2 separate regions of the Homo sapiens genome follow, and region 2 is linked to region 1. Evidence: read pairs that join two places in POLR2A ChIA-PET (ENCODE). Cell type or tissue: CD4-positive, alpha-beta T cell. All regions are shown on one strand. Each heading gives the region's core, and the rest is flanking DNA. Links, peaks and the distances in the headings are about the cores only.

Region 1 (14,959 bases), core at 3,078-11,077:
TAAAGCTCCTAATTTCCTTGGTATTCTGGAGCTCACTCTTCACATTTCTGGTGAGCGCCATGCTCTTAGGAATTGCTTTTTTTTTTTTTTTGAGACAAGTCTTGCCGTTGCCCAGGCTAGAGTGCAGTGGGGTGATCTCAGCTCACTGCAACCTCTGCCTCCCGGGTCTGAGCAATTCTCCTGCCTCAGCCTCCTGAGTAGCTGGGACTGCAGGTGCGCGCCACCACGCCCGGCTAATTTTTGTACTTTTAGTAGAGACGAGGCTTCACCACGTGGGCGAGGCTGGTCTTGAACTCCTGACCTCAGGTGATCCATCTGCCTCGGCCTCCCAAAGTGCTGGGATCACAGGTGTGAGCCACTGTGCCCAGCCGGAATTGCTTTCATCTGAACCTCCTAGTGTGGTTGTAAGGCAGGGACCCCTTTGCTGTGCAATCCCACCATTACCACTTGCACACTTTATGCAGCAGCCCACATCTTCTGCCACCTGCCTTCTCAGCTATGTCCAGGCAGCACAGGCCCCCTATCGACTGGGCAGGGAGTTACAGCCAAACCCTGTTCTTTCCCTTGTTGCTGCAGTTTCAATCCTAATTCCACTGGTATTTGGGGGAGCTTTGTTCCCTCTCACGTTTTCTACAGAAAAGATCTGCTAAGGTTTGTATATTGGCCTATTCGTTGTTACCACTTAACATGCCACATAATTTGTCTATCAACCAATGAATTCCAAGTACCTAGAACAGTGTCTGACACAAAGGTGGCCAATAATTTGTTAATGCATCTCTCTAAATATGAAGTTGCTACTGGTTCTTTGAGATGTTAAACATAATTCCCTGATGATTCGTCAGCCAGGGAAACTGCAAGGGGTACCGAAGAAGCTGCACTAACCCAGTAAAAGCTCAAATCCACAAGATTTCCACCATGTACATTCACTCAGCTGTAGCTCTTCAGTAAGTCAGGCAATAGCATTACCTGTTACAATGTCAACAATTAACCTAGATTTTTTTTAAACAAGTGAACTCGCTTGAATCCAGGAACAGGGGTGGGCAATCTTTTTGCATAAAGAGCAAAGTAGTAAATATTTTAGGCTTTGCAGGCCACATTATCTCTGTGCACAAGGGTGCATTTATATACATAATACGTAAGTTATGCATATGGCTGTGAAACAAGAACATTTTATATGGACAGAAATTTGTATTTCAATTTTCAGATGGCATAAAATATTCTTTCAACTATTTAAAAATGTAGGAACCATATAGTTCACAGACTGTACAAAAACAGGCAGCAGATGGCTGGACGCGGTGGCTCAGGCCTGTAATCCCAGCACTTTGGGAGGCAGAGGTGGTGGACCACCTGAGGTCAGGAGGTCCAGACCAGCCTGGCCAACATGGTGAAACCCCATCTCTACTAAAAATAAAATTCTGCGATTGCTATTTCCCTGCACTAGACGTGAATGGGGGAGTTGATTAATTGTAAAACTCATGTGAGGCCGGGCGTGGTGGCTCATGCCTGTAATCCCAACACTTTGGGGAGGCCGAGGTGGGTGGATCTCAAGGTCAGGAGTTCGAGACCAGCCTGACCAACATTGTGAAACCCCATCTCTACTAAAAATACAAAAATTAGCTGGATGTGGTGGGGGGCGCCTGTAATCCCAGCTACTCAGGAGGCTGAGGCAAGAGAATTGCTTGAACCCGGGAGGTGGAGGTTGCAGTGAGCTAAGATCGCACCACTGCACTCCAGCCTGGGCAACAGAGCCAGACTCTGTCTCAAAATAAATAAATACATTAAAAAAAAATAAAATAAAATTTACAGAATCAGTCCTTTACACTAAACACACTTCAAGCACATGGTAGCCAGAGAACATTTCTATCATTGCAGAAAGTTCTACTGGATAGTGTTGTTATTAGGTTTGGCAGGGAAGGGAGAATTCAGTAATTGACAAACCACAATACAACAGCAATTAAAAAGAAAGGCCTTACATATTTATTACTGAATCCAGCCAACCAACGTGTTCATAACAGATTCAGAGAGGAAAACACGTCGAAATCTCCAGATAGTGGTGACATTTTCAGCTTGATATGGTAACATGATCGTGACCTTCAGACAGCATAAATATGTGTGCCATCTCATGTGCAATTCCTTATAGACCCAGCTTGGTTCTTCTCCAATGTCTCCTTTTGGAGTTGTACCTACACAGAAAAAAATGTCAAGTTACAAAGGCAGTCTGACAGCAATGTAGCTGTTCCCATTCACATAACCTTTTAGGTACCACAAAATACAAAGGGTACTGCTTTTCTCTCCTCTAACAAGTTTGGAGTTCTTTCTGGAGAGTAAAAAAAATAATTCCCTATGTGTTTAAAAACTAGCCAAGTCAAGTTTTATCCTCTCAAAATAATTTGAAGGCTAGGCTCTTAACTAGGATCAGAGTAGTGGCGAAGCCCACTCTCTCCAAGTGTACTTGTACCCACTTTTGATTCAATGGACCTGGAGGTACACAGACATACTCTGAACCCCCTCATAATGGGTCACAAACATATAAAAGCTCCCGCATGATATTTTTTTTGAGACAGAGTCGCCCGCCCCCCCAACACCACCCAGCTAATTTTTGTATTTTTGTATTTTTAGTAGAGGCAGGGTTTCACCATGTTGGCCAGGCTGGTCTCGAACTGGCTGGACTTCGAGATCCACCCGCCTCGTCCTCCCAAAGAGTTGAGATTACAGGCATGAGCCACTGCACCTGGCCTCGCATGATCTTTACAATCGATCAACTCCTCCATTCACGTCTAGTGCAGGGAAACAGCAATCCCAGAATTGTCCATGTCAATCTGTCATGATTTTACCCTCATAAAGGCAAAATCAAAAATGATTAACACGGCTTTTCTTTCAGCAGGATAATGGCAGTACTTCCACAAAATGAAGCACTGTAATTGCAACCTGCTTTCAAAAACATTTTTAACGCTGGAAGATAGCTAAAACAATGAAAATCATTCCATTGGGTCAATTATCTGGGTCAAGGGTATATAATCTTACGTACAAAATACCTTCCCAATTCTAGGAGACCACAGAGTTTAATAGCAGGTTATTTATTGAACTAGGCGTTGAGTTTTACATACATTTTTCTTTTTTTGAGACAGGGTCACACTGTTGCCCAGGCTACAATGCAGCGGCCGGATCACAGCTCACTGCAGCCTGTGAATTCCTGGGCTCAAGTGATCCTCCCACTTCAGCCTGCTAAATAGTTAGGACTACAAGCACGTGCCACCAAGTCCAGCTAATTTATATTTTTGGTAGAGATGGACGGGGGTGGTCTCCCTATGTTGCCCAGGCTGGTCTCAAATTCCTGGCCTCAAGCAATCCTCCTGCGTTGGCCTCTCCCAAAGTGCTGGGATTATAAGTATGAAGCACTGTGCCTGGTTTATATATACTTCTTTCACTCTTCACAAGCAGGTCCCACCATCAGGCAGGACACAGAGAAACCCACGTTCAAGTAGATGTATCAAATAATAAAGGACAGTGTCTAGTATCCAGTAAACAAATGGTAAGCAATTAACTAGCCCATAACATTACAATGGGTGGCAATTTTCACATCTAACTAGCTAAATGAACCAAGGAAATAGGCCCTCAACTTTAGCCCTAAGAAGCCACCCCTTTAAGTCTTCTTAGCAAACCAATCCCACTAGCTTTGCCATACAAGTCGAATCAAGTTCTGGCTGGGCGCGGTGGCTCATGCCTGTAATCCCAGCATGTTGGGAGGCAGAGGCGCGTGAATCACGAGGTCAGGAGTTCAAGACCAGCCTGGCCAAGATGGTGAAACCCCGTCTCTACTAAAAATACAAAAATTAGCCAGGTGTGGTGGCAGGCACCTGTAATCCCAGCTACTTGGGAGGCTGAGCAAGAGAATCGCTTGAACTTGGGAGGCAGAGGTTGCGGTAAGCCAAGATCACACCATTGCACTCCAGCCTGGGCAATGAGAGCAAAACTCCATCTCAAAAAAAAAAAAAAGAGAAAGTGCTTTGACTAGCCTGGGCAACATGGCGAAACCCCATCTCTACAACAGGTACACAAATTAGCCAGGCATGGTGGTGAACGCCTGTAGTCCCAGCTACTCAGGAGGAGGCTGAGGTGGGAGGGTTACACCACTGCACTCAGCCTGGGTGAGAGAGCGACTGCTGAACCTTGGGCAACTCTTGCTGATTCTTGATGCTCCCTTCAAAACCTGTCTCAAGGCCCATCAGGACCAAAGAGCGATGGGCTGAAAAAGCCATGCAGGAGACTGTTTCAGGCCTAGCTTTCCCTGGAGTTAGTCTAGATGACCTTGGAGGTCCTTCATAGCAATTCTAGTAATGTTTTTCCTTTGAGATCAACTACTTCTGCAGTAGAGGACAGTTTTCCAATCTTTTCTAGTCTCTTTTTAGAAAAGAGAAACATCTAAAAGACTGGGCTAGGTGTGATGGCTCACGCCTGTAATCTCTGCACTTTGGTAGGGTGAGACAGGAGGATTGCTTGAGCTCAGGAGTTCAAGACCAGCTTGGGCAACACAGAGAGACCCCATCTCTACAAAAAATTTAAAAATTAGCCAGGTGTGGTGGCGTGTGCCTGTAGTCCCAGCTACTCAGAGAGATGAGGTGGGAGGGTCACTTGAGTCTGGTAGGTAGGGAGAGGTTGCAGGGAGATAGTGTCAACGCAGCATGTAAAACAGAACAAGATCCTGTCTCAAAAAACAAAAACAAAGGCCGGGCACAATGGCTTATGCCTGTAATCCCAGCACTTTGGGAAGCCGAGAGGGGCAGATCACTTGAGCTCAGGAGTTTGAGACCAGCCTGGCCAATATAGTGAAATACCATCTCTACTAAAAATATAAAACTTAGCTGGGCGTGGTGACGCACGCCTGTAGTCCCAGCTACTCTGAAGGCGGAGGCAAAAGAATCACTTGAACCTGGGAGGCAGAGGTTGCAGTGAGCCGAGATTGTGCCACTGCACTCCAGCCCGGGTAACAGAGCGAGACTCCGTCTCAAAACAAAAACAAAAACAAAAACAAAAACAAAAAGCCTAAAAATACTGACTGGGTCTTCCCCACCAGGATGTGTATAAGACAGCCTTCCACCTTATGACCTAGCTCAGACTGAAGATGACCAGGAAATTAATAAGTATTGGAGAATTATCTGCCCATAAGCCCAGATGTGGGCTGGATGCAGTGCAGAAACAAAGGAAGTACGTTTTTAAAAACGAATTTGAGAATGCTGTCAAAGGGTGGATTGGATTGCATGCAATTTTAATCATGTATTTATACTCAAAAAGTAACCCTGGCCAGACACAGTGGCTCTTACATTTAGCAAAATACAAGCAGTATGATGGAGGTCTTACCTGATTTTATTTCCAGTTTTCATCCGAATCCACTGGGGAATGGGACGATTTTGCTTTTGTTTCTTGGCCAGGAATCGCTTAATCCTGAAAGTCTTGTGAGAAGACTGGGAAGAAAATGCAATCAATTTAGACAATATTAGAGCCTGCCCGAATGATTCAAAGTCAAGAACTCCTTCAAACCAACATTTGAGTGCTTAACACATACCCCAGCCCCAAAATCTTCTCAATGCTAAGCCATCAAGCCAAGCAAGTCTCTGACCCTCACAACTTCTCTGGGGGCAGATACCACAGTTTCCATCGTTCAGATAAAATAAGTGGAATCCGGTTAAGAAACATGCACAAAATCAGAGCATCAATGTGCAGAACCAGGATTCAAACCCAGGTCCTTTCTGCTCCACAGCCAGAGGCTACCTTTCAATTTACCCTGTGGTCCCCCAAGGACTCAGACGACCACACTGGGAATGGCTAGGGAATCTGGCTTCCTGGGAAGAACACAGCTTTGAGTCAAACAGAACCACCTACCTACCATTTGCAAGTCAACGAATCTCAGTGCTCTACTTTGTAAAACAGGGGTACGTACTTTTCAAGTGTTATTGGGAGGGTAATTAAGACTTAGGGAAAGTCCCTGACATTCAGAAGATCTAACCTACTCACCATTTCGGTATTAATCCTAACTCTATCTCTACTGCTAAATTTCACTGGCTAAAAAAATAAACTTTTAAATTTAAAAATAAATGAAATGTCACTTTTCCAAGGATGACTGTCTCAATTTCTAGTTGCATCTTTTGGCTTTCATCTAAGGCCAACCCCAATACTCCCCCAAATCTACAGAATAATCTTGCAAAATTGGCACGGATGCAGGTTTAATGCCTGGCCAACCTGGACGAACATACCCTTGCATAATAATGGGAGCCAATACAAAGAAGGCAAAGATTACACCCCGTCCCCCATCCACAGTAGCAGTTGTAAATTTTGTCAAGTAATAAATTACTTGACAAGTAATAAAATACCAGTACTTATCGCCTCCATATCTAGAAATCAACATTTTACATTTCCCAGTAAAGAGTGACTGGTTCGCTGCTGCCATTTACTAAGAAGGCCAGAATGACACACAGGTTCGCAAAACACCCCTTGTTCTAGGCGCTTCCACGGGGTGACGCTCAAGTCTCTGAATAAACGTCCTCTAAACAAAAGTCCTGGGATCTAAAAATGCGGTTCGCTTCTCCACGCCAAGCTAAACCCTTTTCGAAAACCAGTAGCCCACAATACCCTCCTGATTACCCTCCACGTTGCGCATGCCACGGGCAGCCCACAGTCAGGCCACGATTTCGGGGGTGGCTGCCACCTCCCACCCCCCGCCTCCAGAACGAGTTCGCTACAAGCGAAGGGAAACCGGAATCCCTGCCCGACTCGGCAGCGGCCGGGCAAAGAAAGAGCCCCCTTGAATCCGCGGCCGCAGCGCAGCCCGTCCCTCTCCAGGTTGCTCGCTGGCTCACTAGCTTCCCTCCAGGCCACGAAAGACAACAGTGGCCGAACTGGATATTTTCTTGAAAAAGCCTTTAAAAGGCTCCCGCCCCTCAACGCTCCGCGCGGCCCAGGCATTTCCTGGCAGCGGCCTCGGGTTTTGGGAAGCCACCCCGGGGCCGATGGGGGCCGATGGACTTACCATGGCGAGCAGCGGAGTCAAGAACACACCACGATGGCGGAGAAAGGAAGAGGAGGGAAGCTGGCGGAAGAACGAGCTTAGAAGGCGCTTCCGATGGGCGGAGTTTAGGAGGTGACGCTATGCACCGACCGCCTCTTCTAGTGCCTTCTCTGTCTAGCGGTGCGCTCCCGTGGCGCCGTGGGAAAGCGCGCTGGTTTCTGCCAAATGCAGTTAGCTTTGCTTCGCTTCCCTAAGTGCGTTCCCCCAGGGGCCCGGCAGTGTGCTAGGGGCACCCTGCTTCGTAAGTGAGGCAGACAGCCCGTGATAAATGCCAAAGTAGAAGCCCCTCCGAAAAATTAAGGAGCCGATTGGGCGGGACTAACCCTAAGGGAGGGCAGGGGAAGCGACCGTCACCTCCGGGCGCCGGGGACTCGGAACGCCGGGTCGGAGCTCGGCAGGCGGAGAGTAAGTGCCATTTTCCCAGAGGGTTACGAGTCATTTCGGCCTGGCTGGGAGGTGTGGGAAGGGACAGTCGTGTCGGAGGAAGCCGGAGAAGTTGGAGGGGGTTGGACCACGTGGACGCTTATGTAAGCCTAGGGGTTTTCGACTAGGCGGAAGGTTGCCAATCAAAGTTTTCAACTCAGAAAGTTAGGGACAGAACCTCTTCCTTGGCTGCTAGAAGTCCAGCCTGACATTGTAGCCCGCCTTTGGCAAGATGTACAATAATTAATAACATGCGTTTGGGATGCTAGTGTTCCCCATTTTCATCCTTTTCCCCATTTAAAAGCAAAAACCTTTCCTTTTTGATGAGTAAATAAAATAAACATAAAAATAAGCTGGGCGTGGTGGCTCACGCTTGTAATCCCAGCACTTTGGGAGGCCTAGGCGGGCGGATTACTTGAAACGAGGAGTTCGAGACCAGCCTGGCCAACATGGTGAAACCCCGTCCCTACTAAAAATACAAAAAAACTAACCAGGCGTGGTGGCGGGCGCCTGTAATCTCAGCTACTGCGGGGGCTGAGACAAGAGAATCTCTTGAACCCTGAAGGCGGAGGTTGCAGCGAGCCGAGATTGCGCCACTGCACTCCAGCCTGGGCAACAAGAGCAAAACTCCATCTCAAAAAAGAAAAAGTAAATAAATAAACGCAAAAACCTCCATGTATATTTGCAGTCACCTCAAGCATTTTTACACCAACGGATTACAGCAAGGGTTTTTAACCTGGAGTCCACAAGAGTCCATGTATAGAATTCAGAGGATCCCATGAACTTGAATGGGAAAATACAACTTTATTTTCACCAAATTTAATGAAATGTAATGCTTTCTTTATTTAGGAATGTAGGCAACAGACCACAGTGGCATTAGCAGTACTCGTGACTTGGTCACTAATAGAAACCATAGATGGCTTCATGTTACATTACAGTTGATGCAGATGTCTCCATATATTATTTACACACTCCCTTTAAATTACATTAGTTATAAGTTCACAAATAGAACTATGTTAAGAAGCCCATGTATTACTATAGCACATATTTCCTTTTTTTTTTTTTCAAGACTGAGTCTCCCTTTATTGCCCAGGCTAGAGTGCAATGGCACAATCTTGGCTCACTGCAACCTCCGCCTCCCGGGTTCAAGTGATTCTCATGCCTCAGCCTCCCGAGTAGCTGGGACTACAGGCACGCACTACCACACCCAGCTAATTTTTGTATTTTTAGTAGAGACGGAGTTTCGCCATGTTGGCTAAGCCGGTCTCGAACTCCTGACCTCAAGTAATCCGCCCGCCTCGGCCTCCCAAAGTGCTGGGATTACTGGAGTGCGCTACCGTGCCCGGCCTAAAGTCACATTCTGAGGTCCTGGGGATTAGGGCTTCAACACATGAATTTTGGGGGAACATAATTTAGCTCATGACACCACCAGTCACCTTCTAAGGCCGAATTCAAATGCTGTCTCTTCCCCTTAGCTGGAAATCATCACCCCTTCAACACTGTTGTAATAGTTTATTTGTACCTTTCTTATGGCTCCTAGCACTATCTGTTCTGTTGCAATGCAAAAGGATGAAAGTAACAGTGGCTGCTGCTTATGGGGCTTGATAGTTACTATGTAGCTGCATGTATTAATTCAAGCCTCACTGTGAGCTTACCATGTTTTACCAGTGACCTTTTGAATCTTCACCAGAACACTACAAGGTAAGTATGGTTAATCATCCTCATTTTACAGAAGAGGGAACTGCAACAGGGACAGATTAAGTTGTATACCCAAGGTCACACAGCTACTATGTTGCACAGCCGGTACTCAGACTCAGGTAGTCCAGGCTTCAGAGTCTGTGCTGTCACCACTACCCTCTACTGCCTTTTCAACACAGATTTTGGGAACCTACTCTGTCTGGTTCGGGTCTTCGTGTTGGGGGTACAGAAGCAAACAAATCTGACCAAAAATCCCTGCCCTCTTGGAGTCTTGTGGCGATGGTATGGTTCTGGATTTTTTTGTGGTGGGAATTACACAAAGCTACACGTGTGATAGAATTTGCCAAGTGTGGTGACTCACGTCTGTAATCCCAGCACTTTGGGAGGCTGAGGCGGGCGGATCACCTGAGGTCAGGAGTTCGAGATCAACCTGACCAACATGGTGAAACCCCGTCCCTACTAAAAATACAAAAATTAGCCAAGTGTGGTGGCGCGCGCCTGTAATCCCAGCTACTCAGGAGGCTGAGGCAGGAGAATGGCTTGAACCCGGGAGGTGGAGGCTGCAGTGAGCCGAGATCGCGCCACTGCACTCCAGCCTGGGTGACAGAGCGAGACTCTGTCTCAAAACAAACAAAAAAAATTAGCCGGGCATGCTGGTGCGTGCCTGTAGTCCAAGCTACTCAGGAGGCTGAGACAGAGAGAATTGCTTGAACCCAGGAGGTGGAGGGTGCAGTGAGCCGAGATCACAACACTGCACCCCAGCCTGGGTGACAGAGTGAGACTCTGTCTCAAAAAACAAAAACAAAAAAACAAAAAAAACAATTCTATACAACTCCCCCCTGCCCACCCCTGCCCCAAGGGGCATATGTATAACTGGTGAAATCTGAATAAGCTCTGTGGACTGTGCCAACGTGAATTTCCTGGTTGTGATATTGTACTATAGTTATGCAAGATGCTAACACTGGGGAAAACTAGATAAAGGGTACACAGGGCCTCTCAGTCCCTTTCTTTGCAACTTCTTGCGAATCTATTGTTATTTCAAAATACAAGTCTAAAAAAACTCTGCCTTCATTGAGTTTAATTATAGTGGGGAGTTAGACAACAAATATGTAAATTACATGGCACATCAGAAGGAGGTGTCATCAAGAAAAGCAAAGCAGGGGCCAGGTGCAGTGGCTAACACCTGTAATCCCAGCATTTTGGAAGGCTGGGGAAGGAGGAATAGTTGAGACCAGGAGTTTTAGATCAGCCTGGACAACATAGTGAGACTCTCTACAAAAAATACAAAATTTAGCCACTGGATGTGGTGGCACGTGCCCGTAGCTCCAGCTACTTGGAAGGCGAGAAGGGAGGAGCGCTTGAGCCCAGGAGTTCGAGGCTGCAGTGAGCCATGATTGTGCCACTGCACTCCAGCCTGAGCAACAGAGTGAGACCCTGTCTCAAAACAAACAAAAAATTGAGGGCTGGGCGCGGTGGCTCACGCCTATAATCCCAGCACTTTGGGAGGCCGAGGCGGGTGGATCACGAGGTCAGGAGTTCGAGACCAGCCTGACCAACATGGTGAAATCTCGTCTCTACTAAAAATACAAAAAATTAGCCGGGTGTGGTGGTGGCGCCTGTAATCCCAGCTACTCGGGAGGCTGAGGCAGGAGAATCGCTTGAACCCGGGAGGTGGAGGTTGCAGTGAGTGGAGATCATGCCACTGTACTTCAGCCTGGTGACAGAGGGAGACTCCGTCTCAAAAAAAAAAAAAAAAAAATTGAGAAAGGGTGGCATGAAAGGTAGAAGGAAAACCAGCAAGAAGTGCTCTTTCTAAAAGCAGTAAGAATTAAAAGGATAATTGACATAAGCACTTAAAAGCTTATTTGCTGCTGCTTCTGGTCACCAGAAAGAAAATGCTTGCTCTTAAATAAATGAGCAATAAAAATCCAAAAAATCCAAGTTAAAAAATGTATATTTGGAAAAATGGCCGGGCGTGGTGGCTCCCACCTGTAATCCCAGCACTTTGGGAGGCTGAGGCGGGTGGATCAACTTAGATCAGGAGTTCGAGACCAGCCTGGCCAACATGGCAGAACCCTGTCTCTACTAAAAATACAAAAATTAGCCGGGAATGGTGGCACACCTGCAATCACAGCTATTCAGGAGGCTGAGGCAGGAGAATTGCTTGAACCTAGGAGGTGGAAGTTTCAGTGAGCCGAGATCGCACCATTGCACTTCAGCCTGGGCAACAGAGTGAGACCCTGTCTCAAAAAAAAAAAAAAAGTTGGAAAAAAATAATGCAGCAATAAAAAATAATACAAATATAGACAGGTGTGGCAGCATGCACCTGTAGTCCTAGCTACTTGGGAGGCTGCGGTAGGCAGATTGCTTGATCCCAGGAGTTCAAGTCCAGCCTGGGCAATGTAGTGAGACCCTATCTCTAAAAATAAATACAAATGAAAAACAATACAGTATAATAATTATTTACATAGCATTTACACTACATTAGGTATTATAAGTAAACAAGAGATGACTTAAAGTATACAGGAGGATGTGTGTAGGTTATATGCAAATATTACATAATTTTATATAAAGGACTTGGACATCAGTGGGTTTTGGTATTAAAGAGATCCTGGAACCAATCCTTCATGGATACTGAGAGACGATTATATCTGCAAAGGTGTAGATGCTAAGAACAGGTATCCAGGGCCTCCCAGAGCCAGCCTAGGAGTCTGAGCTTTATCCTGGGGACCAACAATTTGCAGACTTCTTTTTTTTTCTTTCTTTTATTTTTATTTTTTTGAGACAGAGTCTCGCTCTGTCGCCTAGGCTGGAGTGCAATGGTATTATCTCCACTCACTGCAACCTCCACCTCCCTGGTTCAAGCAATTCTCCTGCCTCAGCCTCCCAAGTGGCTGGGATTACAGACACATGCTACCATCCCCAGCTAATTTTTGTATTTTTAGTAGAGATGGGTTTCACCATGTTGGCCAGTCTGGTCTCAAACTCCTGACCTCAAGTGATCCACCCGCCTCAGCCTCCCAAAGTGCTGGGATTACAGGCGTGAGCCACCACGCCCGATGTAGTTTGCAGACTTCTTTAACAGAATGGCTCTTTGTTTTAAAAGCCATTTTATATAGAAACTCACCATTGACTCTTCTCTGTTACACCCTTAATCCAGTCTCAGCAAATCCTGTCAGCTGTCTCAAAAATGTTTCTCGAATTCAGTGCTCATTTCCCCCACCGTCGTTCATCTCTCACTTGGATTACTGCAAAATCCTTCAAACTCTTCCCCCTTCTTCTGGCCCTGCCCCTCTACAGTTTCTTCTCAACACAGCAGTCAATGACCCTGTTAAAACCTAAGCCTGATCATGTCACTGTATTTAGTGGCTCCTTTTTATTTTTCATTTTTTTGAGACTAAGTCTTGCTCTGTCACCCAGGCTGGAGCGCAGTGGCATGATCTCAGGTCACTGCAACCTCCACCTCCTGAGTTCAAGTGATTCCTGTGCCTCAGCCTCTCAAATGGCTGGGACTACAGGCACATGCCACCACACCCGGCTAATTTTTGTGTTTTTAATAGAGATGGGGGTGTATGTTGGCCATGTTGGTCTTGAACTCCTGAGCTCAAGGGATCTGCCCCCTTCTGCCTCCCAAAGTGCTGGGATTGCAGGCATGAGCCACTGTGCCTGGCCTATTTAGTGGTTCTTAATGGCTCATTTCACTCCAGTAAATATCTAAGTGCCCCAGCCTGGGCGACATAGGGAGACCCTGTCGCTACGAAACGTTAAAAAATTAGCCGGATGTCGGGGCACACACCTGTGGTCTCAGCTATTCAGGAGGCTGAGGTGGGAGGATTGCTTGAGCCCGGAAGGTCAAGGCTGCAGTAAGATGAGATCACACCACTGTACTCCAGCCTGAGTAACAGAGCAAGACTCTATCTCCAAAAAAAATATAAAAAGAAGAAAAAAATTAAAGATTCAAGTTCTCACAACAGGCATACGCTTCCACATCAGCCCCTTCCACCTCACCTCTGTGACCTTATCTCCCACTGCTCTCACCATCAGTTCACTGGGCTTTGGCCATACTGGGCAGTTCTCAGCTCAGGGCCTTTGCACTTGCTCTTCTCGCTACCTGGAAGCTCTTCCCCTAGATGTCCCCACGCCTTCATGGCTTCCTTCATCAGTCTCCTTAGGTCTTTTTTCCAATGTCACCTCAGTGAGGCTTTCCCTAACCACTCTATCTATCTAAAATTGCAGCTCGGCCGGGCGCGATGGCTCACGCCTGTAATCCCAGCACTTTGGGAGGCTGAGGCGGGCAGATCATGAGGTCAGGAGTTCGAGACCAGCCTGGCCAACATGGTGAAACCCCATCTCTACTGAAAATACAAAAAATTAGCTGGGCATGATAGTGTGTGCCTGTAATCCCAGCTACTCAGGAGGCTTAGACAGGAGAATTGCTTGAACCGGGACTCGGGAGGTGGAGGTTACAGTGAGCTGAGATCATGCCACTCCACTCCAGCCTGGGAGACAGAGGGACACTCTGTCTCAAAAATAAAATAAAGTAAAATAAAATAAAATAAAGTAAAATTGCAAACCCCAGGTCGGGCGCAGTGGCTCACACCTATAATCCCAGCATTTTGGGAGGTCAAGGCCCAGCATTCTGGGCTTGAGCCCAGAAGTTTGAGACCATCCTGGGCAACATGGTGAGACCTCCGCCTCTACAAGAAAAATGCAAAGATTAGCTGGGTGTGGTGGCACATGCCTGTAGTCCCAGCTACTCAGGAAGCTGAGGTGGGAGGCTCACCTGAGCCTGGGGAGTTCGAGGCTACAGTCAGCAGTGATTGAGCCACTGCACTCCAGCCTGGGTGACAGAGTGAGACTCTCTCTAAAAAAAATTTGCAACCCCTGGCCCCCACTCAGCACTCCCTACCCCTACTACTGCTTTATTTTTCTCCATATTACTTACCTGAGATAACATATATTTTATTTATTGTTTGACTCCCTGCCTAGAATGTAAGCTCCATGAGGTCATGGATTGTGTATTTTGTTCACTGCTGTATTCCCTGAGCCTGGAACAGTGCCTGACACATAGTAGATGCGCAGTAAATATTTGGTGAATGAATGAACAAACGCTAATACATCAAAGAGACAACATCAAAGAACAGACTCCACAGGGCAGTTTACATCTTCATTGTTTGGCCCGACCCTTCTTGTTTGAGGGTGGATTTTCAAAATTACTGCTGAAGGCAATTGGGAGCCTTGAAAGCTTTTAAAGGGTAAGAGTAAGTGGCAATTATATATTTGTTGTTGTTGATGTTGTTGTTTTTGGAGGCAGGGTCTTGCTCTATCACCCCGGCTGGAGTGCAGTGGTATATTCTCAGCTCCCTGCAACCCCCACTTCCCCGGCTCAAGCCATCCTCCAACCTCAGGCCCCTAAGTAGCTGGGACTACAGGTGCGTGCTGCCAACCCAATTTTTTGTATTTTGGTAGAGACGGGGTCTCACCACATTGTCCAGGCTGATCTCGAACTCCTGACTTCAAGCGATCTCACCTCGGCCTCCCAAAGTGCTGGGATTACAGGCATAAGCCACCGTGCCTGGCCAATTATGTAAGTATTTTAAAAAGATCCTTTGGCCAGCTGGAGAGTAGATGGGGATGGGGACAATAGTGGAAACAAGAAGGCTCGTGGGGGCGGTTGTTAAAATTATGCTTTTTTTTTTTTGAAACAGAGTCTCGCTCTTGTCGCCTAGGCTGGAGTGCAGTGGCACGATCTCGGCTCACTGTAACCTCCGCCTC
Region 2 (14,959 bases), core at 3,688-11,687, 99 kb before region 1:
TTCACAGCAGGATTCCATTAAGTAGCCGGCTCTTCTACTGCATTGAAAGCAGGATTCAATAGACAAACATTCAGCTGTCATGTACCTTTATAGGAAGACAATAGCTATCTACACCTACATGGACAGGCAATATCTGAAGGGTTGTTTCTGTTCCACTTACCGAGAGCCTGCTGAGCTAAAAGCATAGATCGACCTTCCCTACGACTCTCTCCCCACCCAGCTCAAGGGGTCAAAGCAGGGAAGGGGTGGGGTTCAATTCTGCCACCTCATTCGGAAGCAGACGCAGGCAAGGACCTAAAAGAAATGAGGCTGGAGAAAAAGGAAACATAAGCACCATACAATGTTAGAGCTGGAAACGCCCTTAAAGATCACCTAATCCAGCCCTTTCGTTTCACAAAAGGGGAAACAGAGACTCACAGAGAGGAAGTGACTTGGCTCACGTCACAGACTGATTTAGTGACAGAGAATAGTGCTAGGATCCAGGCCCCTGTCGAGCCAACGGCCACTCTCAAATGGAAAAGCTGACTCAAGTGGCACATGTGTTTCTTTAGACTGGTAAAATTCCGGGACATTGAGCTTCTGGCTTGATGCTGGTCAGGGGCAGAAGGGTCAAGGAACCGAATCTGGAAACCCGTGAGCTCCCCAAGGTGGTTCTGGCCCACAGAAGGCAACTGAAGCAGTCAATGCGGTGGAAGGCACTCATTGTGTGTTCCTGCTCTCTACTCACTTCCCCACTTTTTCCTCCTGTTTCCCTCTCTTTTGACTGCGGCCTAAGTCTCAGCCTGGCCAGCTGCCCAGTTCTGCTGAAGAACCCCAAGACTAACACAAGCCTAAGTCTAGGTCAAATATCCCCACCTCAGGCCAGGGGTGACCCTTGCTCAGGGTGAGTGAAACTTTCCCACAAAAGCCAGCCAGATTCCCTGGAAGCCAGACAATTGAAAGAGAGTTTTCTAGGTGTTCTGGCTATTGTTACCTCCAATCTGCTAAAAAAGAAAAGGTTTACCCACAGGCCTCTGGGTGAATGCCCAACTGCCCTCTGGGGAGCCTGAATTTGCCTCTGCCTCCATCTGGTCTTGTTTAATGGGGATCTGAAAAAAACCCAGTTCCTGCCTCAGCGCCAGTGTTCAGAGCTGGGGGCCTCCAATGTGAAAGGAAACCGAACACGACCTCACACCTCATCAGGGCCAGGAAAACAGAGTTCTGCCCCGTTACCCCAGGGCCTTCATTCCGGGTCAGAGAGGGCCATGGCAGGGGAAACCTGAGCCCTGAGGCCTCTCGCTGAGAAGGCCTGCAGATCTTTTCCCTGGTCACCTTTAAGTGAGTGGAAGGGCCGGCTGAGAGCGCGCTGCATAATTCAGCAGATGGCTGCCTCTAATGAGAAGACACTGAAGAAGAGGATAACATTATTTCTCACCCTCCTGAGCATGTGGCCTCCTTCCTCTGTGCAGGCGGCAGAGAAACCCACGGTTTCAAATCCCAGCAGCAGAAGCCTCCTCCTGCCAAACTGAGGAGGAAGGGTCTGTGTTTCTAATTTATTCTGCGCCCCCCACTCCAGTTGTTACTTAAAATAATCCATCATTACATGGCTGGTGGCTCCAAGATTTTTATTTAAAGCAATATGGAGAAGAAAAAATAAAAAAGAAAACCCACACAACCCGTGACTGTGCTATATTGGATTTAAGCTGAGAATCTTTTTAATATCAGAGAGTCTCCGAATCACCCTAGTATACTCTTCCCTGGGCCCTATGGGAGTGCTGAGGGAGTGTAGTGAAAAGAGGGGGAAGAGAGGTCATGGCAGGATTTTGATGTCTTAGAAACATCATGAAAAGACAAGTGTTTTTAAACAAGGAATCTGTGTCATCTGGTGGGTGTTTAATCGTATCACCCACTGACCAGCAATAGCACTTCGGACTAAGTAACTTGGTCTCCCTACACCCATTAAATAAAGGGAACAGTAATACTTGTCCAGGAAGCCATTGGGGAAAATGAAATCATACAGATGGAAGCATTTCGAGATCGTTGAAAGAAACATGTTATATATATCCATGGCTTTCCTTCTTTCCTTCTTTTTCCTTCTTTCCTTCTTTCTTTCTTTCATCTGTCTTTTTTTTTTTTTCTTTTTTGAGACGGAGTCTCACTCTGTCGCCCAGGATGGAGTGCAGTGGCACAATCTCGGCTCACTGCAAGCTCCGCCTCCCGGGTTCACGCCATTCTCCTGTTTCAGCCTCCAGAGTAGCTGGGACTACAGGCACCCGCCACCACGCCCGGCTAATTTTTTAATTTTTAGTAGAGATGGGGTTTCACCGTGTTAGCCAGAATGGTCTGGATCTCCTAACCTCATGATCTGCCCGCCTCGGCCTCCCAAAGTGCTGGGATTACAGACGTGAGCCACCGCACCTGGCCTCATCTGTCTTGAATGTAGTTTTAATGTACATGCAACTAAAAGCCCTTCTCAATTGTTCATGCTAATATTAAACCATGGCTCTGATCATCCAAAAACCCAGGCAAGTCCAGAAATCAGCCCTACTTAGTTTGGGAATACCTTTTTCCAGAGGACTTATCTTCCTAATTGGCTTTGCTCAGGCTAATGCAATAGGTTTGCTCCCTTATAGCACACAAAGGCAGTGGCCATGCTTGGTAACAAAGCCAGCAATTAATAGAAAATTTACAGCAGAGACTCCACAAAGTAAATGCTATGCACATGACTGCAGATCAAAATCTCATTAGATGATACAGACAAATCACTCTGCTATAATGTAGTTTTGTATTAAGAACACCGCTAACACTCACATTTCCAGGATTTAGGATGTAAAAAGGAAACAGGGCTTATTCCTGCCTTTCATCTGGAAGCTGTGAGAGGGCAGAGTTCCTGCGTGCCTTGGCCACCACTATATCCTCAGCACCTGGCACGGGGCCTGGCCGATCAGTGCCCAGTGAATATGTGCTGAAGGAATGAATGAAAATAAAAGTGGGTGAATTGGCAAATGAAATGTTCCCAACCCAGTAGCAGATGTGAGATCTCACCCACCTTCACACCTACCCATTTCCTATTTGAAGCCCTCAGGAAGCCCTTCCTGTCACCCTCTGCCTCCATTCATTGCTGAGTTAGGTTCCCTTAGTAATGAAATCTCATGGCAGGCAGTCACTCTCCTGTGTAGCACTTATCACAAAGATAATTAGATAGTGATTTGTGTCTGCCTCCACCAGTTCCTTGAAAGAAGGGACCATGTGCATTTGGGGGACATTGTCATTCTGCCCGCTTTTTATTTTGAAAAATCCCAGGCCGGGCGCTGTGGCTCACACCTGTAATCCCAGGACTTTGAGAGGCCAAGGTGGGCAGATCACGAGGTCAGGAGTTCGAGACCAGCCTGGCCAACATGGTGAAACCCTGTTTCTACTAAAAATACAAAAATTAGCTGGGCACGGTGGTGCACACCTGTAATCCCAGCTACTCGGGAGGCTGAGGCAGGATAATTTCTTGAACCCAGGAGGCGGAGGTTGCAGTGAGCTGAGATCGCGCCACTGCATTCCAGCCTGGGCGACAGAACAAGACTCCATCTCGGGGAAAAAAAAAAAAAAAAGGAAAAGAAGAAAAGAAACATCCCAAACACACAGAGAAGTTAGAAAATAATGTAATGACTGTCCAAAAACCCCTCAAATTTAGAATCAACATTTTTAAATATTTAGGGCCATGTAAACTTTCTTCCGTGTTGTATCACCAATAGAGCTAGGTAATAGGGTTTTGTTTTCTATGTTTGAGGTACGATACTACCTTTAGTGGGTGGTGGTAGGAACGCCTGAAGCAGAGACCTCAAAGGGAATCAAAGGGTAACTGCCACGTGATGATAGCAAAACCAGAGTGCAGCAGCAATCTTTTCCCCACCTGAAGACAGTTGCTCTGAGACAGTTGACCCAGACCAACCCCAGCTAACTTTGTAGGGCAAAGTTAGCCCCTGAAAGTTCACTTGGGAGAATGACCACTACCTAGATTGCCACTAGAGAAAGCTTCATTGTTCACATTGTGGGACTAGTTCAAGCCAGAATCATCCAGATGCTCTTGGTATGGGCCGGCATTTACGGTCTGGATCCCAGAATGCAACATTGAAAGGAACAGCTCATTAAAAGAGCCAGCACATGCAGCTTTTGGGGCTTGCCCTGTGCCTTGGTTACCTTGGACAAGTCATGGAACCTCTCGAAATATATATTAATAGCAGCCCAAGCCACCTCATAGTCAGGGGGTGAGGTGGGGCATCACAAGGATCTTCTATAGTTCTTTAATTATTTCACAGTGTCCACAATTTGTCATTCCAACTAGACTATAAGCTTAAAAGCCACGAACTTTTTTTTGTTTTGTTTTTTGAGACGGATTCCCACTCTGTCGCCCAGGCTGGAGTGTAGTGGCACGATCTCGGCTCACTGCAAGTGCCGCCTCCCAGGTTCACACCCTCAGCCTCCACAGTAGCTGGGACTACAGGTGCCCGCCACCACGCCTGGCTAATTTTTTGTATTTTTAGTAGAGATGAGATTTAACCATGTTAGCCAGGCTGGTCTCGATCTCCTGACTTTGTGATCCACCCACCTCGGCCTCTTTTTTTTCTTTTTTGAGATGGAGTCTCGCTCTGTTGCCCAGGCTGGAGTGCAGTGGTGCAATCTTGGCTCACTGCAACCTCTGCCTCCAGGGTTCAAGCGATTCTTCTGCCTCAGCCTCCTGAGTAGCTGTGATTACAGGCACGCACCACCACGCCTGGCTAATTTTTGTATTTTTAGTAGATACGGGGTTTCACCATGTTGGCCAGGCTGGTCTCGAACTCCTGACCTCATGATCTGCCCACCTCAGCCTCCCAAAGTGCTGGGATTACAGGCATGAGCCACCAAGCCCAGTCCGATCACGAACGTTTTTTAAAGCCTGCTACCTTTTTTTGTCCAGTTGACAAGGGCTAACCATAGTGCTGGCCACATATCAGTCAATCAAGTAAATATGGACACAGTGGAGAAATGGTGTTGTCACACCAAACCGTTTGTGGTGTTCATTCAAATGGGACGGACTTGTATTATGTGCACCAGAATTGAACTTCCAAGTTGGCTGCGTGCAATGTAAGCCCTACCCAACAACTTGAAGGCTTGTTTTAGTCACTAAGGATGTTTACCCACAGTGACTCTCAACTGATTCTAGAAAGAACACACCCCCCACATACATACACATACACACACACACACACACACACACACACACACACACACACTAGGGCACTTACTCGCATGGTACCACGTCTCAGAGCTCATTAAAAAGAATTCCTGGCCGGGAGCAGTGGCTCATGCCTGTAATCCCAACACTTTGGGAGGCTGAGGCGGGTGGATCACAAGGTCAGGAGTTCGAGACCAGCCTGGCCAACATGGTGAAAACCCCCCTCTACTAAAAATATCAAAACTAGCCAGGTGTGGTGGCGGGTGCCTGTAATCCCAGCTACTCGGGAGGCTGAGGCAGGAGAATCGCTTGAACCTGGGAGGCTGAGGTTGCAGTGAGCCGAGATCATGCCACTTGCACTCCAGCCTGGGCAACAGAGCAAGACTCCGTCTCAAAAAAAAAAAAAAAAAAAAAAAAGAATTCCTAAGCTAGCCACACTTAGGTTTATTCTCTAGTCTTCTGTTCCCAAACCCTGAATACATGTTCCTTGGAGGAAACAAGCAGCAACCAGATGTCCAAGGTCTCCTGAGTTAACTCCGTCTTCCCTGGTGAATTACAACTTATTGCAGACACAAAGGAGAACAGAGAGACAAATGACACATAAACAGGAGCTTCACTGGCTGGGGGAGGGGGGCATGGAGAGTGACGTCAGTTTTCCCAGAAACCCATTTATCACGATAACAAGGTCTCGAGTGCTTAGGCTGCTCTTTCAGCTTCAGAATCTGGCGTACAATTATGTTCTTCATCATACAGTATGGCAAGGCCAGCCAGAGCAAACTGGAGCCATGCAAAGCAAACCAAGTGGCCCTAAAGCACCCCCTCACCCCCATCTGCAGAACAAAGGGCATCTCTAGGTTGCCTGAGTTGTGCCTGAGGTGAAACACACACAACCTTCTGGAATGTTCCCCATTGCAACATCTGCCCTGCAATCCTAATCCAGGCAAGAGAAACTGGTGAGAGTATGGAGGACAGGTCGATGCAAATTCATTAGCTGACATGAAAAATCATTAGCGTCATTTTTGGATGGAGCTAGTGTAATCCCAGAGATTAATTCCTCTACTTCAGCTATACCATCTCTGAAATGCAGGTAACCAGGAGCAGAAAAGCCACAGCAGAAAAGAGGGAGCCCTCAAAACACTAAAGCAATAAACAACGAGAGTGCCAATCTTGGGGGAAGAAAATTCTCTCAAATTGCATCATCACAGAGAATGTCCCCTGTCTACTCCTGGTCCTTCCACAACATGACTGCATAAAGTGCTCTGTGCTAGGGTGTGCAGGGGGTGGAGGAGGTTCCGAAGAAATGATCCTGCCCTTCCAAACAGGGACAAAAGAGACATTAATACATATTCTGTAGAGAAAATATTATCAGATTCTGGCTTCAGATTTTGTAAAATCAATTTCAATTACACCAAATACCTAGAGGCTTTTTTTTTGTACTGTAGTTGCATTGCATGAACTATTTTCCTAAATAAGTAAGCTACAAGGTTGAAAAACATTTTTATGTGGTTCAGAGATTTTCGTCAAGTAGTATGTGGTGTCATGGGATTTGACCTACCTCTGTCTCCCACTCCTTCCTCACCTCGGGGTGCTGGTGGGCTTATTAAAGTCCCAGATACCCATGGATGAATAGAATAGCTAGGGTGTCCCCCCCAAATGGAATTCATCGCCCTTTGCAACCAAACTTCTGGTTTAAAAAACAAACATGGAGCCTCAGGTCACTTCAACATGGTTTCTCTGCACATCCCAGGCTGGAAAACTTCAGTTCTTTAAATGAAGATTTTTTTTTTCCCAGAGTCGGTCGCCAACAAAAAAAGAGACGGCACCGCTTTTGCGAGTCTCACACTTATTTTCCTGAGTCTCCATAGAAAGAAGCCAGCTCCACAGGTTTTGGCACACAAGCCCAGTTACACTGAACATGCACCCGAGACAGATCCTCAGAGGCCCGCTCCAAAACATGCCAAAATACGCAGCCAGCCACCTACAGGCCAGCCAACTGCACCCCACACTGACGCACAAATGAGACCCAGAGGCACACAGCACAAGCAGACAGAGAGGCGTTCGGACACACACCACAGAGGTGAGCACACTCAGAGAAACACGCGGACTTCTTTGGGTCACAGACAGAACCCCGGCGCCGCCGCCGCCCGCCCGGGAAGACACGAGCGCGCGCGCGTGCACACATACGCGCACACCGATACACACACAGACGCAGTCACATATGTAATGCATATAGAGAAACCCTATCCCAGCCAGTCACCTCCCCGCCCCCCTCGCCACTCACCGCCTTCTGCCCCAGGCTAACCCCAGCCCCGCGCCTCTTTGCCTGTGCGGTCCCGGGTCACAACGGGCAGCCGTGCGCAGGGGCGCGGCAAGGCCAGGGTGCCAGGGACCCGGAGGGCTCGGCGGCTCCTACGGCCATTCATTCGGCAACGCCCCAGCCGTGGGGCCGCAGCTGCAGCGAGGGAGGCGGTGGCGCTCACTGCGGCTCTTGGGCAATGCAAGTTCAGCCGCCGGCCCGCAGGTTTTGCCTGCCCCCCTGCCGCCCCCCGCCCCCCGCGCGCCACCACCGTTTTCCGGGACAGGCTGAGGGACTGAGCTGCTGACCCCGGGAGCAGAAGTCCCACCGTGCCCTTGGCTCCTGGATGCTGCCCACTGCCCTCCTCGCGATGTGGCGGCGGCGGCCAGGTCTCCTTGACCCTCACCAGGCCCTCGGCCCCGGCCCTGGCACCCAAGCTCTGCACTTACCACCTGGCGAGCTATATCGGTCGCTGCCATCGCTCCTGCGTCCGCCAGGGCTGCCACGGGTGCCGCCGCAACGGGAGCTACTGCACAGGAAACAGAGGAGCTCCTCCGACAAAGAGAAAGTGTTACACTTCGGGCGCGACCAAGTCCGGTGGGGGGAGGTGCAAGGGAGGGGCCCCCTCGCCGCTGCTCCAACCCCAACCTCCCCTCTACCGCCCACCCCTTGAAAGTAGGGTATGGAGAGGGGGCGGATTTAACGCGCCGCTTCCCCCTATGGCCAGACCAGTTCCAGTTCTTCCTGCAACCCCAGCCATAGGCTTCTACGAAGGGGGGCGGGGGCTCCCCTCGGTGACCACGTCCTCTGCCCCCCCCGCCACTTGGCTCCGTGGTACGTCCCGACCTCTGCTGAATTGTCACACCCCCCTGCTCTCCTTTACATCCCTAAGTCCCCAGACCCCGAAGGCTGGAAGGGAGCCCCCGCCCCTCCCCCCTCCCATACTCTGCTCAGCGGCCGAGCTCTGCAGTTCTCCTCCCGGCCCCCGTTACCCCCCTTCCTTTCCACCGAGATCCCAAGGTGCTTAGATGGGTGCGCCTTGGCCGCTGGAGTCTCGATGCCCCACTGTCGTGTCTCCCTCCCTCCATGGCCCGGGAGCGCAGCTGCGGCCGAGGTACCGGGGAGGCCTGCGGCACCTGCCGCTCCACAGTAGAGCTTAGAAAGGGGGCCCGTGGGGGGAGCCGCACTGCAGCCCGGCAACTGAGCTGAGCTGTGGCATGTGGGGTCCGAGGCTAGAGGTCTTGAGACGCTGCTTCTGCCCTGGGGTTTCCAAGCCTTGGGTGCTGTGGGCTGTAATTTCGTGGAGCCAAGCTCACCACCTTTGGGTACCTAGTACAGACGGAACCCACGCCTCCTCTCTCCGACCCAGCCCTAGACGCTCAGCAAGACCACCCACCCCTTCTAGTACCAGAGGAAGGGCTGGAGATGAAGGTTCTCAGCTCTATGGAGCGAAATGGAGGGGCGGGTGACGGGGAGCGGCCTCCAGTCACTCTGTCCCGCCCCCTGATTTCTCCTTGACCCTCATTCAGCCCGGGACAAGGCGGCCAATAGGGCGCAGAGGAGAGAACTTCCGAAGGCAGGGGTGCGCCCGCCCGCCCTCCTTATCCCCGTGGCCCACCTCCGCGGGTCCTCTCTCGTGGGCACCTCTCCACTTCTCCGGCCTTGGCGCCCTCCCCTCTCTCTTGGGACTGGCCTCTTGCTAGCTCCCTGTCACTGGAGCACGCTGGCAGATTTGGCATGCCCGAGGCCCCAGCGGGAGGGACAGTACATTCCACTCCTCAAAAGGGCAGGTTCCCTGGTGTGGGAGAGAGACCTGGGCCCGCCAGAGGGACCCCAGATGGGGGAGGGGATGACAAGGCTATGGAGGAAACCCGGGCCCAAGAGGGGGCCCCAATGGAGCATGGAAGATGACCCCGTAAAGGCCCAAGGCTGGAGCAGCTGAGGAGGAGGCAGGAGAGAGGGAAAAAGAAAAGAAGGAACCAGGGAGAGAGAGGAAGAAGGGACTCGATCCAGAGGCCCTGGTCTCGGAGAAGTCAGGGAAGACAAGAAAATGGAGTAGCCAAAGAAGAGCATGCCTGGCACTTGGTTCCACCTGCTGGATGGAGCTTCTCACACTCTCTCGGGAAGCCCTTTATGTATGTACCCTGTGCGCCTGGAGAACAAGGACTCAGCAAACGCATCCCAGGGCCGAGTGCAGGGCCTCGCAGTCAGGAGGCACTCTATTAAGCTGAGGGCAGAGAACTTGGATGCGTGCGAGGGGGGCGGGGAGAAGAAAGAAGAGACACAGTGAGGGAATAGCAGTAAGGACAGTCATGAAGAGCCAAGTATTCAGGGAGCGCCACTGTGCGCCTTCATTGTGCTGGAGACCCAGGAGCGGCCTAAAGAGAAGAGCCTGGCAAAATCAGGGATCAGCGCAGAGGAGCTCCGCGAGACAGAAGGCGCAGGCCATAGGGCGGATGGCGGTGGCAAGGAAGAGGGGCAGCTGGAGTCTTTCAGACTCTCTGGAGCTTTGGGGCAGGGCCTGAGCCCTGGACTGGGTTGGCAGTGACACGGGGGACCAGTGCTATATCTGAGGAACCACGGTGAGGCTTGGGCCCCAACCGCATGGGGGCGGGGAGTCAGAGGTGACTGGCGGCTTCCAGGCTGGGTGTCTGGGACAGGGCTCTTCCCTGGCAAAGGCTAGGGCGTGGTGGACTGAAAGGCCCCGAGGTCACTAGCCCCGATCTGGACTTGGGGTTTGGGTGGTGGTGGGACAAAAGGGGAGAATTTGGAAGCCAGAGCAGAAAGCTGCTGCCGGAACGGGAGGGGACTGGAGGGCTGCGGGTCTCCCGGGAGAATCCCCCACGCACTGCCCCGCCCGCCTTAGCACTCCTCGCGGACTGAAGCTCCGTACTTACCGGCCCAGCGCTGGGGGCACCTGAGCACGGAATCCTTGGTGTCTCATCCATATGCCCCATTCGGCCCTCCTGTCCCTAGAGACTACCAGAACCTCACTGCGTCCTCCTCCTCCAAAACGCTGAACCTCGAAGACCTGAACTAAGTGCTTAATTCAAGTCTCCTGGGACCCTTTGGTTCCTCCAATACCTGCCCACCTGCGGCTACAAGTCCCTCCTGGGGCCTGGGCCTCCAGCCTCCTTCGGTGGGGTGTGGGTCAGTGTGTGTGTTGGTCTTGATGTGTGAGTAGATGTGTCGGTGTGTTCGTGTGTATTGTCAGTGTGTGCTAGCTGTGTGTCTGTATATCTGTGTGTCAATGTGTGTGTTGGCATGTGTTGGTGTGTCAGTGTATTTCAATGCATGGTGAGTGTATGTGTGTCAATATGGAGAGAGGTGTTAGCTCACTAGCTTTACATACCTTATCTCACTCAGTGCAGTGGGCCGACGACTGAGACGTGTGAATCAGAACATTCATTTCAATAAAGAGGTTTGGAAACTCTCTGGGATCATGCCTTTCTTTTTTTTTCCTTTTTTATTTTTTTTTTGAGACGGAGTGCTCTGTCATCCAGGCTGCAGTGCAGTGGCGTGATCTCTACTCACTGCAACCTCTGCCTCTTGGGTTCAAGCAATTCTCTGCTGCAGCTGGGACTATAAGCGCCCACCACCACGCCCAGCTATTTTTTTTTTTTTTTTTTTTTTGTATTTGCAGTAGAGACAGGGTTTCACCATCTTGGCTAGGCTGGTCTTGAACTCCTGACCTCGTGATCCACCTGCCTCGGCCTTGCAAAGTGCTGGGATTATAGGTGTGAGCCACCGCACCCGGCCTGAAATCATGCCTTTCAGTCTTTGTCCCGGGTCACCTTCCCAAGAACAGGGGAGATGGAAGGGCTGAGGAGGCAAGAGGGCTCATGAGTGGTCAGTTCGTGAGTTTTCTTCCTTGAATGTCTGTCCTCGTTGATGAGTGAAGCCAAAAGATTCCCCTTTATGAAGAGTCATTTGGGACTCCCGGGCGCTTCCATGAACATGTATGTGCTCATGTTTGATGTTTCCTTGTGGGGTCCCTTGGGCCCAGCATGGTGTCTGGCAGGTGTTCAATCAATGTTTGTTGAGTAAAGGAATGAACAGAAGCATGTAAATGAGGTGGCTTCAGTATTTCCATGTCCTTAAAGAAGCTGCAACAAACAGAGACTTCCCAGGGGCAAGCAGGTGGCTGTCATTAGCATGCCAATGTTTGTGGAGCCAGACTCTACTGCCTGGGAGCAGAAATGGCTACCCCTGCTAGATAAGAGTGGGCCCTAATTGGAGCCCAGCTTTCCACAGGTCACTGCTGGAGTTGGGGGTGCTAATACTGGATAGAGGAGCAGCAAGCAACTCAGGGGCAGGGAGGGAGAAGAGGGCACTGAAATGGAGCTAAGAGGTCAGGAAAGGGCTTTGTCCTGAAACTGTGGCTTTGTGATAGGAGAACGAGAAAGATGGTAGAGTCAGTCTCAAGTGGAGAAGCCCTGAGAACCATCTGAAAAATAAGATCAGAAAGTTGGAGGAGGGGCCGGGCGTGGCGGCTCATGCCTGTAATCCCAACATTTTGGGAGGCTGAGGCAGGTGGATCACTTGAGGTCAGGAGTTCGAGACCAGCCTAGCCAACATGGTGAAACCCCCGTCTCTACTAAAAATACAAAAATTAGCCGGGTGTGGTGGCGCATGCCTGTAGTCCCACCTACTTGAGGCAGGAGAATTGCTTGAACCTGGGAGGTGAAGGTTGCAGTGAGCCGAGATTGTGCCACTGTACTCCAGCCTGGGTGACAGTGCGAGACTCCATCAAAAAAAAGAAAGGGAGGGGGAGAGAGAGAGAGAAAAGAAAAGAAAAGAAAAGAAAGAGAAGAAAGTTGGAGGAGGAAGACAAGGTGAAGCAGGGAAAATGATCCGGGATTCACCAAATCCAGACAGTGCCAATTAAATCAGAAACTCTGTGAAGGGGCTGAGTCAAAATGAACTAAAGATCCCTTTCCTCAATTCTGCATTATCACCTGCTGCCCCTGGTTTTGCTTTAGTTTCTTTCCAGTGTTTCTTAAAATGTGGCCTTTGAAGCATCAGCAGCATATGGGAAGTTATAAAAAATGCAAATTATTGGGCCCCACCCGAGACCTACTGAATCAGAACTTCTAGGATGGGACCCAGGAATCTGTATTTTAACAAGTGCTCCAGTGGATTCTGATTTATGCTGAAGTTTGAAGACCACTGGTTTATCTTGAAAATCTAGCCCTGATGGGTTGGGATACAGGACTGGTAAGGTTTGGTAGGATATTGAAGGAGAAGTTTGAAGGCCGGGCCATTGCCAATAATTGTAGATCTGTTGGATTTCTATGGTGGGAGGAGTGAGGGTATGGGAAAGGGGGTGCCAAAAAAGTAATAGAAGGGAACCCAGCAGGAGCTAGCTCACTAGAAGAGTTAGAAAGATAAACTTTGCCTCCCGATATGGTTAGGCTTTGTGTCCCCACCCAAATCTCATCTTGAATTGTAATCCCCATAATCCCTTTGTGTCAAGGGAGAGACCAGGTGGAGGTAGGGAAAGACCAGGTGGAGATAATTGAATCACGAGGTGGTTTCCCCCATGCTGTTATCATGATAGTGAGTGAGTTCTCACGAGATCTGATGGGTTTGTTTTTTTTTTGAGATGGAGCCTCAACCTGTCACCCAGGGTGGATTGCAGTGGCACAATCTTGGCTCACTGCAACCTCCGCCTCCAGGGTTCAAGCGATTCTCATGCTTCAGCCTCCCGAGTAGCTGGGATTACAGACGAGCGTCACCACGCCCAGCTAATTTTTGTATTTTTAGTAGAAAGAGTGTTTCACCATGTTGACCAGCCTGGTCTCGAACTCCTGACCTCAAGTGATCCGCCTACCTCAGCTTCCCAAAGTGCTGGGATTATAGGTGTAAGCCACTGTGCTTAGCCAGACCTCATGGTTTTATAAGGGACTCTTCCCCCTTCGCCTGGCCCTTCTCCTTCCTGATGCCTTGTAAAGAAGGTGCCTTGCTTCCCATTCACTTTTGGCCATGATTGTAAGTTTCCTGAGGCTTCCCCGGCCATGCTGAACTGCATTAAACCTCTTTAAATTACCCAGTCTCAGGCAGTTCTTTATAGCAGTATGAAAATGACTAATACACCTTCTTTGCAATTTTCATTCATTCCACAAATACTCACTAAATCTCAACTGCCAATTGCTAAGTGCCAGAGGACTCAAGAAAGAATAGGTGACAAGAACTCCTACCTTCACCTTAAGACACTCCCAGGACAGTTGCCAGATAGCTCTACAAACAACCAGTAATGTGATAAGTGATATAATTGGTCAGGAGCAACACCCTGGGGAGGAAGACACCCAGAGAGGTGAGGGAAGGTATCTCAAAGAAGAGCCATTTGGATTGAATCTTTAAGAATGAGTGGTGGTTTATCTGGCAGTCAAGAGGGGGCAGCAGAGAGAATAGCATGAGTAAAACCAGAAAGAAAGGGCAGAGAGCATTTCAGGAATTTTAACTCTTGGCCAGAGGGAGTGGTAGGAAGAGGGGACAGTGGCTATAAATGAGACTGGAAGATAAGATGGGGCTGGATCTGGAAGGATCAGGTTGGTCATACCAAGTTGCTTACACTTTTTGCTCCAGAATAGGGGTTCTCAAGCTCTGCTCTCCAGACAACGCCTGGAACTACGCCCAATGTAAATGGGATGCTCACAGTGCAAAAAAAAAAAAAAAAAAAAAAATCAGTTAATGGGTAGAAATTTCTCTATTTGAACTTTTTTTAACCATAAATTTTCCTAAATCTTTGACAGATGCTCCTGCTTATCTGCTAGCAAGTAACAAAAATGAATGAACAACTTGCCAACGAATATAAAACAGACAAACGCAGTACTAATCATGCTTAATTCAACAGTTTATTTTTTCACGGACATCTGTACTTGTGGCTATGATTTTATATTGCACACACATAATGTGGACATATTTTTAGCTAGCAGAAGTGTTCTTTTGAAAAGTGTTTTATTTCATATGGCATGATTTAATATATGAATTATTTCATTACATTCTGGAAAGAGCACCACCACATCCAGATGCTATGCCACCTGAACCAGTTGGAGAAACTATCCCTTAAATAGTGAGGAGTCACTGAAGAGTTTTGAGCAGGAGAGTGACTTGAACATATTTGCAATTTTTTTTTTTCTTGAGATGGAGTCTTGCTCTCTCACCCAGGCTGCAGTGCAGTTGCACGATCTCTACTCATTGCAACTTCTGCCTCCTGGGTTCAAGCAATTCTCCTGCCTCAGCCTCCCGAGTAGCTGGGACTACAGGCTTGTGCCATCAGGTCCAGCTAATTTTTGTATTTTTAGTAGAGATGGGGTTTCACCAAGTTGGTCAGGCTGGTCTCGAACTTCTGACCTCAGGTGATCCACCCGCCTTGGCCTCCCAAAGTGTTGGGATTACAGGTGTGAGCCACCATGCCTAGCCCATATTTGCAATTTTGAAAGGTCACTCTCTCTCCAGCTTGGGAAAAAGATTGG

What was found. Peaks named below come from ENCODE experiments on the same cell type or tissue, not always from the same donor. Only the 100,000 strongest peaks of a DNase experiment are listed, where the experiment ranks them.
Region 2: POLR2A ChIA-PET joins it to region 1 with 47 read pairs; 20 of 35 experiments call an interaction of 5 or more read pairs at or near these places.

The regions. Positions count from the first base shown.
Region 1 is chrX:119,784,550-119,799,508 of GRCh38, forward strand. RPL39 (ribosomal protein L39) reads right to left here and starts at 7,081. Exons shown (of 3, transcript NM_001000.4): 1 at 7,025-7,081; 2 at 5,359-5,462; 3 at 1,955-2,183. The coding sequence starts at 7,027. The coding sequence ends at 2,135. LOC107985694 (a long non-coding RNA gene) reads left to right here and starts at 7,167. Exons shown (of 3, transcript XR_001755949.2): 1 at 7,167-7,468; 2 at 9,027-9,187. It overlaps SNORA69 (small nucleolar RNA, H/ACA box 69), which reads right to left and starts at 2,935; the gene lies at 2,804-2,935. RefSeq lists enhancers at 4,887-4,946, 6,816-7,075. In CD4-positive, alpha-beta T cell, for the core only: a CTCF peak has its summit at 6,567; DNase peaks (open chromatin) are centred at 6,522, 7,132 and 7,472; H3K4me3 peaks cover 3,202 bases; H3K27ac peaks cover 2,901 bases.
Region 2 is chrX:119,685,146-119,700,104 of GRCh38, forward strand. It overlaps SEPTIN6 (septin 6), which reads right to left and starts at 8,023. Exons shown (of 11, transcript NM_145799.4): 1 at 7,931-8,023. The coding sequence starts at 7,960. RefSeq lists enhancers at 476-705, 976-1,025, 7,037-7,086, 7,907-8,036, 11,585-11,644 and 1 more and silencers at 7,577-7,706, 8,217-8,266. In CD4-positive, alpha-beta T cell, for the core only: a CTCF peak has its summit at 7,226; DNase peaks (open chromatin) are centred at 3,826, 5,826, 7,306, 8,126 and 2 weaker places; H3K4me3 peaks cover 5,423 bases; H3K27ac peaks cover 2,992 bases.